2 separate regions of the Mus musculus genome follow, and region 1 is linked to region 2. The links are chromatin contacts, found by Hi-C in ENCODE. All regions are on one chromosome and are shown on one strand. The core of a region is the stretch at or near the end of the contact, and the rest is flanking DNA. Distances in the headings are between cores, read along the strand shown. Region 1 holds the start of Ssc5d (scavenger receptor cysteine rich family, 5 domains). Region 2 holds the start of Syt5 (synaptotagmin V).

Region 1 (5,865 bases), core at 2,537-5,036, 380 kb after region 2:
TCATGGGCATAGCCCCTGCTTCAGACCTGGAAGTCTTCATTCTTGCTTCCCGGATCTGAGGTGACTTGCTTTGTACTTGGAGGGCTAAATGCTTCTCCGGGGTGGGGTCCAGCTCCCCCATCCTTTAAACTGTTAAGGCTTTTACTGTGCTGGGGGTGGGAGGGCGGGTACACTTGCAGAGGACAGAGAGACAGTGGGAGTCAGTCATGTGGGTTTCCTTTTGGCAAGCTCTCTTACTCCCTGAGCTATTTCTCTGGTCCTTTCCCAACCTTTGTATGTATTCGTCTGTAGTTGTACTTATAGCAGGGAGGGTTAGGGATCAATTTCTGGATTTTCCACTTCTTTCCTATAAACCACCCTTACCTCACCTGAAAGGTAGGTAGAGGAATATTATTAATTCAAACGATACCCCAGGTGCCTCCGGGTTGAGAATAAGGTCTCAGCTGATGGGGATGCTTGATGCTACCCCTCATCCCTTCCCTCAAAGACCCAAGCGCCAATGAGATTAGGTTCACAAGCAACGCCTCCTCTTCCTGATGCTCAGGTCGCTTAGCAACGAAGGACCAGCAAGAAAGGAGCTGTGCTAATCCTCCCAGGCAGGCCGGGTAAGAAACCCTCTCTGTCCCCCACTCCCATCCCCCCTTCTCCAAGGTTCTCCCACTGGCCTCCAGCAGGTCACAGCTCTTCCCTCGTCCTCGCAGTTTCCTCCATTACTCCCAACCCCTGCCCCATAGTGGGGGAAGCTTGGCAACAGTTGCTAAGGTGCCGGTCTTGCCTCCAGTCGGGAGCGTGGACGTCACTTCCGGTGGTGACCCTCTCCTGCCCCTGCCCCCCTTCTCCCTTACTGTCAAGGGATTCGAGCAACCCCGTGGAGGTGCCTTTCAGGGCCCTGTTTCTGCTATGTGGGGTGGGACCACTTCAGGAGACCGGCTGCTGGAGTTTGGATAGGGGATGAGTTTACAGGCAGATCAATGAATGTCTTCTCCGGAGTGGGGGACGATTCGGGACGATTTTCAGAGCCCCACTGGGTATGGAGGCACCTGGCCTGCCACTGTGACAGTCTTCTTTGGCAATGCTCTAGGGTCCTTGGCGATCTGGGAAACACTGCGGCCCATCCCTCCCAGGGCTCTTAGAACTCAGGTGCCCACCTAACACCAACCTACTTGTTTTCAGCAGGTGTACAACGTCAGCTCCCTTGGGGAGGGGCCTGCCTGGGGGCTACCATGGCCCCTAACCACCTGTCAGTGCGGGAAATGAGGGAAGATGAGAAGCCCCTGGTGCTGGAGATGCTGAAGGTGAGAGGCCGGCAGGGGCACCAGTGAGCATGCGCAGCTTCTTAGGGCCATTCAAAGTGGGTTCCATCAGCCCCGCCCACCTGCCTGAGCTCCGGGGGTCCTGGGGGAGGGGATTTTCGCCTCAGCTGTTTTTAATTGGTCTCTTTTCTCTACTGCCTTCTCCCTACTTAAACCTCAGCTGCCATTTTTAAAAAAGCAATTGAAAGGGTGTAGGGGCTGGGTGTTCAGGTCTCTTGACCTCCATTCAGCCCCACTTACCAGTCCCAAAATGAGGGCTACTGAGACACACACACACCCCAGACCTTCCAGCGAAGAGCCCATGTCTTCACTTTGCCTATCCTGTTCAGTCTCCTTTGGTGCGTTACCTTAGCATGCCATCCGGACTCATGGGCCTCAGGTCCTAAATCAGTTCATTTCATTCGGGCAAACCGCATTCATTCGCTCAGCCCTTAACACCCAATGGGCCAGACTGGGACCACCCCATCCGCTGGCTTCTCTTCTCACTTGAGAAGAGAAATCCTTCCTCGGAAGTTCTTATGTGATGAATGGCTGAGCCTCTACTCCCACCCACAGGCTGGTGTAAAAGACACGGAAAACCGTGTGGCCCTCCACGCTCTGACACGACCTCCAGCCCTTCTCCTCCTGGCTGCAGCCAGCAGCGGACTGCGCTTCATCCTGGCCTCCTTCGCCCTGGCCCTCCTGCTGCCCGTGTTTCTGGCTGTAGCCGCTGTGAAGCTGGGTTTGCGAGCCCGATGGGGCTCTCTGCCTCCACCAGGCGGCCTGGGAGGGCCCTGGGTGGCTGTCCGTGGCTCCGGCGATGTGTGTGGAGTCCTGGCTCTGGCCCCTGGTGCCAACGTGGGGGATGGAGCCCGAGTCACCCGCCTCTCTGTCTCTCGATGGCACCGTCGCAGGGGCGTGGGCAGAAGGCTGCTGGCCTTTGCCGAGGCTCGAGCCCGAGCATGGGCTGGAAGTATGGGGGAGCCTCGGGCCCGGCTCGTGGTCCCAGTGGCTGTAGCCGCTTGGGGGGTGGCAGGGTTATTGGAGGCCTGTGGCTACCAGGCAGAGGGAGGCTGGGGCTGCATGGGCTATATGCTGGTTAGGGAATTCAGCAAAGACCTGTGATTAGAGACCATGCCCACTGGATAGATGGGCAGAGAACCAGCACCTAAAGAACACCTACTGTGTGCCAGGCACTTTACATCCCCCCCTCAGTGTCTACCTAGTCTGCTGGGCTGATAGTGAAGCACCGAGGTTGATGGACTTACATTCCCAGTGTGCCTGCCAGCTGCAATGAGGACTCTAAACTCAAGTAGAACAAATCCCTTCTTGGTCTTCTGGGACCACTAGAGGTCACCGTGTCCAGTCCTTTGCCTCACCCCCACTGCCCCAGTCTGTATGCACTGAAAAACGTCGGGTTCTGGGTCTACAAAGCCCCTGCTGCCTGTGTTTGAGGTCTGGAAGGGAGATTTGAGGAAAGAGAGAGAGAGAGAGAGAGAGAGAGAGAGAGAGAGAGAGAGAGAGAGAGAGAGAGAGAGAGAGAGACTAAAAGTTAGAGTCTGTGACAGGGAACTCCCAAAGGGGACAGATCTTCTGGGAGTGGGTGGGGCCAGGAGCACAGTGTCTCCAAGCCCATCTGGTTTTTTACACTGTTTGTTAATAAACCCTGAAACTTCTGTGTGCCTGTCTCCTGTCTGATGCATTTTCCAGCTGCTCTCTCCAGACTCCCTCCTTCTGTCTGGCTCCTCCTCTCCGAAGAAGTTGACATTAATTGCTAGGGAAGTGTGTGTGTTGGGGGGGGGGGGGGGGCGCTGGGAAGAGGAGAAGCAGTGAGCTCACAGCGGCAGCCAGTCTTTGCCAGGCCTTCTGAGTCATGCTCCCCATTACCAAAGTTTTCCCCCTCACAGCTGCCTGGTGTGTGTGTGTGTGTGTGTGTGTGTGTGTGTGTGTGTGTACCCCCTCCAGACCGAAGCCTTGACCCCTCAGTCTCTCTACCCTCCATACCTTTGTTCTGGGAACTGGTAATAAGTTCAGACACTCTTTTCTCGAATCGGCACTGGGAGCTTCCCATCCAGATTTACCACAGTGGGTGACAAATGGACAGGAGTTTTTCAGTTTCTTTTCCTGATCTAGGAAGTCCCTCCTAGTATCTGGCTTCAGGCCCTCATGCTACTGCAGGATTCCCCAAAATCTGTCCACTCCCAGCTGCACTTACTTGCCTGGCTGGACAATAAGAGGAGGCAGAAGGGTGTGCCCTCAGCCCTGTCCCCCAGACACCCAGGCCTGCCCCTTCCCAGAGCTGCCATCCCCATAAGCATCTCTGAGCACGTGGCCCTCTGGAGCCTGGCTGGCCGCCTCCCTCCAGTGTGGGTGTTTGCACTTGAACACCTCCCTTCTGCCTGCCCCCCGCACCCCCCCCTCCAGCCTCAGCTGTGGCCAGCCCCCTCCCCCTCCTGTCCCCTGCTGCATCCCTGCAGCCTCTCTCCCTCCTGGCAGAGCCTTCAGCCCAGCCTGCTCCTAGCTGTCCAGGGCTCCTCAGCAGCTGCTTCCCTCCCTGGCTGCCTCCTCCTCCCCTCTCCTGCCCTCCTTCCCCTTTCACCCCATCCCCTGCCCCTGGACTCTGCGAACATGAGGGGCTTGGCCTGCCTCCTTGGTGAGTGATCCATTTCCTTGGGGGGGGGGGTAAGCACCTTAGGGGCCTGGACCCTTACCTCTGACCCAGTTAGCTTCTCCAGTTTAGGGGCTCATACTTGAGGGAGCCTGTTCTGGTCCCTGGTGCAGTGTGATATCCTGACATCTGGCTGGCCCCTCTAATCCCTGAGGGACCCAGCCTTCTGCACGTCCTGCCTAGCAGCTCAAGTGACCTGCCCTTTGTTGCCCTGTCATGTACTCTGTAGCGCTATCACTCCCACCATTCAATCTGGTCCCCAGTCCTGTTTTCAAGGGTCAGGCATCTGGGGCCCCACCCACCCCAGGGACCTGTAACTTATCCCAGCCTCCTCCCAAAGTCCATTCCAGCAGTGGGGTTTCTGACTCAGAGGTGTGAGGAATCTGACTGTGAATGGGTGCTTCCCACTGTACTGAGGCTGGGAGCCTGCACTGGGGAAAGGACCCCTCCCCTCTGATTTATCCTTCACTCTGTCCCCTCCAACCTCCTTTGCAGCAATGCTGGTGGGGATCCAGGCTATAGGTAAGTGTCCTGATTCTACACTTGGCCTCACCCCGCTCCAACTCCCCCCCTCTCCTTCTGGTCTCTGCTACCCCAATTCCACTCCCCAGACATTGCTGCCATCCAACAGGGACAATGAGTCTTCTCTAGAGTTAGCTGCACGCTGACCTATGGGAGAGGACCAAAGTTATGAGGCCAGTGATGGGGAGAGGAGTGGAAAGGTTATTTGACCCCCTTGTGGGGCAGAAGGACCGGGGATGCCTGAATTCCCTGGTTCACAGTGTCCTTCCACACAGCCCCCAGCATCTCTGAGACATTCCTCTCATTGCACCTGGGAGTCTGGGACCAGGGTCCAGCCTCCAGGGTAGCTGGCTTCCTGGTGGTAGCTTGTAAGGTAGTCCCCCTGCCTTGGTGTTACCGTAGACCCCCAGCCAACAGTACTCCTGTGTGGGGTCACAGCTTTTCCTTCATCCCTCAGAGCGACTCCGCCTGGCTGATGGTCCTCATGGCTGCGCAGGACGCCTGGAGGTCTGGCACAGCGGGCGCTGGGGCACCGTGTGTGATGACGGATGGGACCTTCGGGATGCTGAAGTGGCCTGCCGTGTGTTAGGCTGCGGAGGGGCGCTGGCAGCCCCTGGGGGTGCCTTCTTCGGGGAGGGCACTGGGCCTGTATGGCTCAGTGAACTGAACTGTCGGGGCAATGAGGGTCAGCTGGGTATCTGTCCCCACCGGGGCTGGAAGGCCCATATCTGCTCTCATGAGGAGGACGCAGGCGTCGTCTGTGTAGGTAAAAAGATTCAAATTCCTCTTATGGTTATGGCCCCAGGAACCCTGCCCTTAGTTCCTGCAGATCTGAGTTGTCTAGAAGCTAAGCGGTAACCAACTCCAGATCCCCATAAGACCAGGTGCTCCCCTCCCAAGGACTCCCAGCTTATGAGCACTTATTTCTGAGCCACAGGAAATTCAGGCATCCCAGCTCCTCCTGTCCCAGGGGTCAAATGACCTTTCTACTCCTCCCCCCATCACTGGTCTCATAACTTTGGTCCTCTCCCATAGGTCAGCGTGCAGCTAACTCTAGAGAAGATTCAATGTCCCTGCTGGATGGGGATCCATGGCTGGCACTGTCTGGGGAGCTAAGCCCCAGCTCAGAGGAGCCCCCTATAACTCACGGTGAGCACAAAGGACAGGCCTCCCATCCCGCACCCTGGTCAGACTCAGCTATGGGGGAAGGTTATCCTGCAAACGTTTTTCTCCGGCAAGCTAGTCTCCTTCATTATCCAGAAATCCTCTGTCCAGAAATCTTTCAAACCCTCAGAAAAGAATCCCGAGACAGATGCCAAGGAGTAGGGAAGAGTGACCAGCTGAGCTCCTGACTTCCTGGTCACGTGTCACTTTCCTAGCTCC
Region 2 (5,533 bases), core at 760-3,259:
TGCAGGGGTGTACAAAGGGAAGGATTGAGAGGCTCAGCTGTGTCACACCTTATCTATGTAACTCCGGCCCAGCTCCTTCACTTCCTGAAGATGGACTTGGGCTTGGGCCTGACTCTTTTTGCCCATCCGTCTCCGACAGCGCTTCCGGTAGAGACAGAAACAACTGCTGAAGACCAGGAGGCCCGAGCCCAGCACGATGGTAGCCAGGACCCAGGCAGGCACTGCAGAAGGACGAACATGACATGATTCGAAGCACTGGGAAGGTGGCTGGCTAACTCACGCTTGATTCCATCCAGCAGTTTGATTCTAGCCTGGTTTTCCCTACACCCAACTCCATTATATTTTAATCCCAATTTTCCTTCTAACCAATCTCACCTATAAAGCTCAATTTATGCCCTAACCCAAGCCGACATTTGTTTTCTTATAATTCTGATGTCTCTACACCCATTTTAATTTCTGCTCGCTCCCTACTGCTTTTAGCTTTCACTCCTGGGCCTGTTCACATTCATCCACTTCTGATTCCATTCCATGCCACACCCGTGATCTGGTTTGCCTCACTATTTCAGAGTCTACTCGTCTGGGATACCGACCCACGATTCCTGCGGGATTTTCCAGCCTACCCACCCGAGTCTTTGCTACTGAGACCCTTCTCTGGGGATCTTGAGAGGCTGTCCACTAGGGCTAGCCCAGGGTCTTCTCACCTGCGCCCTGCCTGATGCGGCTGGAGTCTGGAGGTGTCTTAGGCGCTGGAGACCCCAGGGTCGGGGGTTCCGGGAACATGGCGTCGGGGTCCTGCGGTGCTTCCTGCAGAGGTACCCAAATACTCTATCCCCACCCCACCCCACTCCTACCCAAAGCATCCAGTGAGTTTTCTCACGCATCAAAGAACCTTAAATTCCATTGATTTTTGGTGCACACTAGGAGTTAATCTCAGCCTCTTCACGCCAGTGGCAGGCTTTGGGGGACCCAATTCCATCACAAAGGGATACTTCCTCTGTATGCCACCCCATCCCATTCTCTTCCCAATCCATTCTCTTCTACCCCTTCCTTGCTCTTCCCAAGGGCTTGAACCGGAAGTGGGCGCAGGCAGGCGTGGGAACCAGCAGACCACTGTTGCCCTGAGCGACCGCCAGGCTCCAGGCAGGGTGATAGCAGTGCTGGTTGCTGGGCAACGAGCCTGTTGCCAAGGCAACGGGAGGGACTGACGCACAGAAACGAAGTCCGGGCGGTGCCGGTCCATGGGACCCAGGTCCGGGATCCCGTGGCACAGCGAGAGCGGCCTGTGATCTGTGCATCTACAGTGGCTCCTCCCATCGCATGGGACCCCTTGCACCACCACTCTTTCTGGTAAAGTGGAGAACCTGCCCCGGCACCTCTGCTGGGCCTTCACATCCTCTTGCTCATGAGTCTCTTGAGCGCACCCCGACTCTGTCTTCACACCTGTTCTCGTGACCGGCTCGGCCCCCACTTCTTTCTCGACCCCAGATAGGCATCTTCCCTCTTCTGTCCCCCACAACCTTCTCTCGTCAGCGCCTCTACTGCCCTCTGTTGTCTAGCCTCTCTCTCTCAGTCTCTCTTTGCTTTTTTTTGACTACCAACCTGCTCCCTTTGTTTCCACACCTGTCTCTCCTCTCCACATAGCAATTTCCTTGGTTAGGGCTTCAACCTGCCGCTCAAAGTTGAACCTTGTCGACGACCCTCCTCCACCCCTCTCACACGCCAGACCCCCCACGAATGGGACCGAGGATGTGGCTTGGACAGAGGGTCCCAACAGCTCCTACCTGCTAGGTGTCTCGACAGGACCCTTCTGGAGGTGTTGTGGGCTGCTGGGACCCCGCCCCCAGCACGTGGGTGGATGGCGCTTTCCCTTGTGTGCTGATCACACAGTTTGGCAGGGTGGGGGCGCGGCTGAGCCTAGCCAGGCTAATGTCTGCGCCCCTGTGTGAGATCGCGCGCGCGCGCGCGCGTGTATTTGTGCATATGTGTGCGTGCGTGTTCTGCCCCGGAGAAGAGAGAACGCCCTGCTCCGCCCCTCGGCCCGCCACACCCGAGAACCACCATGGCGCCCACGTACGTTGATCTTAGTACCCTAGAATGTTCTGACGTCTGGCTAAGTCATCGGACATCTACACTGAGTACCAGCCCCCACAACACACACACACACACACACACACACACACACACACACACTTTTTACAATGCAAATAACTGGATTCCAGAGCACTCGGTTTTAGAACCTATGAAAACCCTCTCTCTGGAGACTTAGCTACCCAGATTCTCAAAGCAAGAAGTTAGAGTCGCCAGCATCTCTGCTCTCAGACATTGTGTTTCCTTACCCAATTCCTGGCTTCAGCCAACACACAACCTATACTTCTTGTGTGTGTGTGTGTGTGTGTGTGTGTGTGTGTGTGTGTGTGTATGTGTGTGTGTGTGTGTGTTGGTGTGTATAGTGGTGCACAGTGGTGCACATTCATGTGGGCATGTGTGTGAAGGTCAGAAGACAACTCAGCGTGTTTTCCATCAGTGCTGTGCACCTTATTAAGACATTAAATTGCACATTTTTTGCAATTATAAGCCATTTTTCATTTGTATGGGGGAGTGGGCATATGGGGGTCAGGGGACAGTTTGAAGGCCGCTGGCTCTCTCCTTCCACCGTCTGGGTCCTGATGGTGAACCCAGGCCACCATGCTTGACAGGAAGGGTCTTTTCCAGCTGAGCCATCTCAGTATCCCTATCGATACTGGTTTGCGAGATGGTCTCCCGCTGGCTTGGAACACACAGATTAGGCTAGGCTGGCTAGTCATCAGGCCTCAGGGATCTGCCTATCACTGGCTCCTCACCTCTGCCACTACAAGCCAGCCCCCTACCACCACCACACCCAGATTTTTCCACCTGGGCTCTGGGCCCCAAACTCAGATCCCCATATTTCCAAAGCATTCACTTTACCAACTGGGCTATCCTCCCAGCCCAAATCCTGTACTTTTTAGGGGGTGGTGGAATATAATGTGCCCACCATAGGTGCTTGGAACCCCCTCTCCTACCCCAGTGTTATCTCCAGAGACAAAAATCCGTTAGCCACCTTCGGGAGGACAGTTTAATAAATTATATAGAAGGAAAGAATGTACAGCCACGGGGCCCAGGGAGACCACAAGCACAGGGGACTCCCTTCAGCCTCGGAGTAAAGGAGACTGATTCGGTTTCTGAGGTAAAAAGGGGACAAGTACCTGCCTGCCTTTGCTGCTCAGGTAGTACAATTCCAGACCCTGATTCCTTCTTTCGAATCCAGGTTCCAGCCTGTTTTTTTGAGAGCCTGCACACCCAGGCGGTAGCTATCTCCACTCAAAGAAGAGAAAACCTAGCTGTCAGTCACCCCTACCTGTCAGTCACCCCGTCACCCCTACCTGTCAGTCACCCCGTCACCCCTACCTGTCAGTCACCCCATCACCCCTACCTGTCAGTCACCCCGTCACCCCTACCTGTCAGTCACCCCGTCACCCCTACCTGTCAGTCACCCCGTCACCCCTACCTGTCAGTCACCCCATCACCCCTACCTGTCAGTCACCCCGTCACCCCTACCTGTCAGTCACCCCGTCACCCCTACCTGTCAGCCACCCTGTCCTCAAGCTCCACCACTCACAGGGCTCACAGTTGAAGTATACCAGCCCTTCCTGCACTTGGACCACAGGAGATGCGTTTCCAGTGACCTCCTCCCATGGGGTTGGGGAGGCTGGGACTTCAATCCTGTTGTCTTGAAGGTCCACATATCTGGGCTTCAGCACAGGTCCAGATCTGGCCTGGGTATTTCTGTGTCTGGGTTCAGCACCCAGAAGCTGAGAACTCAGACTCATGGGCCATGATAGCAGATGCATTCTCATAAACTAAGCTTGCCACGTTCTCATACATTGCCTCCTCTGGGACAAGGGCTGGAGCTGGCTTCTGGAGGGATTTCAAGATGCACTGGTGGAGGAACACATACTGGGCCTGGGGAGGATGCACAGAATGAGGGATGCTTCCTGAAGGGCCCTCAACCCCCACCACACCCACATTGTCCCCCGAAAGCTCCTCACCTCTGTCTGCACCATCAGTGGCCGGCTCTCTCTCATCTTCTTCACAAAGCTGAAGGGACCCACCAGCCCCTCACACTCCAGCTGCCGCAGCAGGACATCCAGTGCAATTAGGGTGCCCGTCCGGCCCACACCAGCACTAGGCAAGGAACAAGACAGGAATCAGGCTGGGCGGTTGATGGCACACGCCTTTAGTCCCAGCACTTGGGAGGCAGAGGCAGGCAGATTTCTGAGTTCGAGGCCAGCCTGGTCTACAAAGTGAGTTCCAGGACAGCCAGGGCTACACAGAGAAACCTTGTCTCAAAAAACAAAAACAAAAAACAAAACAACAACAACAAAAAGACAGGAATCAGGCCTCTGGGGCGGGGAAGGGGAGAAGTCTGGAGTTCTAGGTGCTGAGATTGTATGGTTTTGGAACACCCAGAGAGTGCAGTACTCAGCAAGACACAGTTTGCTCCAGGTTTGGGGAGCAAAGGAAGACAGTGACTGGGCCTGGGGTGTTCCGCATGCATGGGTCATCTAGTGTGAGCTCTGCTCCATCTTTACAGTGTTCCTGAGTATGAAAATAAGATGTATCAGCACACCCACTTCACAGATAGCGAAATGAAAGCTGAGGAAGGGTATGTCCCAGGCCATGCAGCTAGTAACATGGAAATGAAATTCACAAGAAGAGTCAGTAAACAAATCGGTTCTGGGGTTTTGCTGTCTTGTTTGTTTCATTTTCTTTCTTTCTTTTTTTTTTTTGTCCACACAGGGTTTCTCTGTGTAGCCCTAGCTCTCTGGGAACTCTCTCTGCAGACCAGGCTGGCCTCAAACTCAGAGAGATCTGACTAACTCTGCCTTCTGAGTCCTGGGACTACGAGTGTGTAACACCCCTGTCAGAGGTTTGGGTTTTTAAAAACTGAGTTTCTCCGTGTAGTCCCAGTTGTCCTGGAACTCAGTCTGAAGACCAGGCTGGCCTAGAACTTAAAGACCCACCCACCTCTGCCTCCCAAGTGCTTAGATTACAGGTATGCCACCATGTCCAGCCCCAAAGTTGCTTTTAAAAGTCATTTGACTTTTAATTTTATGTATGGGTGCTTGTCTGTGATGGATACTGAGTCCCTGAGGACAGGGACAGAGTGACAGGGTGACCCTCACCTGCAATGCACAATGGGTGGACCTCCATCCGTGGTCTGATCCATCCATTGCCGAAGCATCTTTCGGAAAGCCAGCAGGGGGTCTGGGGAGTAAGGAACTCCATGGTCTGGCCAGGCCAGGTAGTGGAATTGGCGCAACGAGAGAGTCTGCTGTTCTTTCATCTGAAAGGAGGTGTGGGTGTAGAGGCTCCAGAAGTTTCTATGCCTAATAGGGAATTCTCTGGGACACGCACTGCAGGGAGACCTTGAGGGGTTCTGGTAGGGTTAGAGGGACTCACATGGAAGAGTTGAAGATGCCTCACTGTCCAGTTTTCTGACGCCTCCTCACTA

What was found. Hi-C counts contacts between places; a loop is a spot of excess contacts on that map.
Region 1: a loop to region 2 is called in a map of T-helper 17 cell, with 2.2 times the contacts of the local background. The contact joins the promoter of Ssc5d here to the promoter of Syt5 in region 2. A Hi-C loop is called at or near these places in 3 of 37 maps with a recorded cell type or tissue (ES-E14, T-helper 17 cell and heart).

The regions. Positions count from the first base shown.
Region 1 is chr7:4,922,035-4,927,899 of GRCm38, forward strand. It overlaps Ssc5d (scavenger receptor cysteine rich family, 5 domains), which reads left to right and starts at 3,787. Exons shown (of 14, transcript NM_173008.3): 1 at 3,787-3,945; 2 at 4,456-4,482; 3 at 4,940-5,248; 4 at 5,518-5,631; 5 at 5,862-5,865. The coding sequence starts at 3,921. Nat14 (N-acetyltransferase 14) reads left to right here and starts at 552. Exons shown (of 3, transcript NM_001358881.1): 1 at 552-605; 2 at 1,174-1,295; 3 at 1,869-2,972. The coding sequence starts at 1,224. The coding sequence ends at 2,417.
Region 2 is chr7:4,545,532-4,551,064 of GRCm38, forward strand. It overlaps Syt5 (synaptotagmin V), which reads right to left and starts at 2,010. Exons shown (of 9, transcript NM_001360422.1): 1 at 1,782-2,010; 2 at 702-804; 3 at 49-221. The coding sequence starts at 780. Ptprh (protein tyrosine phosphatase, receptor type, H) reads right to left here. Exons shown (of 20, transcript NM_207270.2): 17 at 5,482-5,533; 18 at 5,205-5,365; 19 at 4,068-4,203; 20 at 3,083-3,981. The coding sequence ends at 3,817.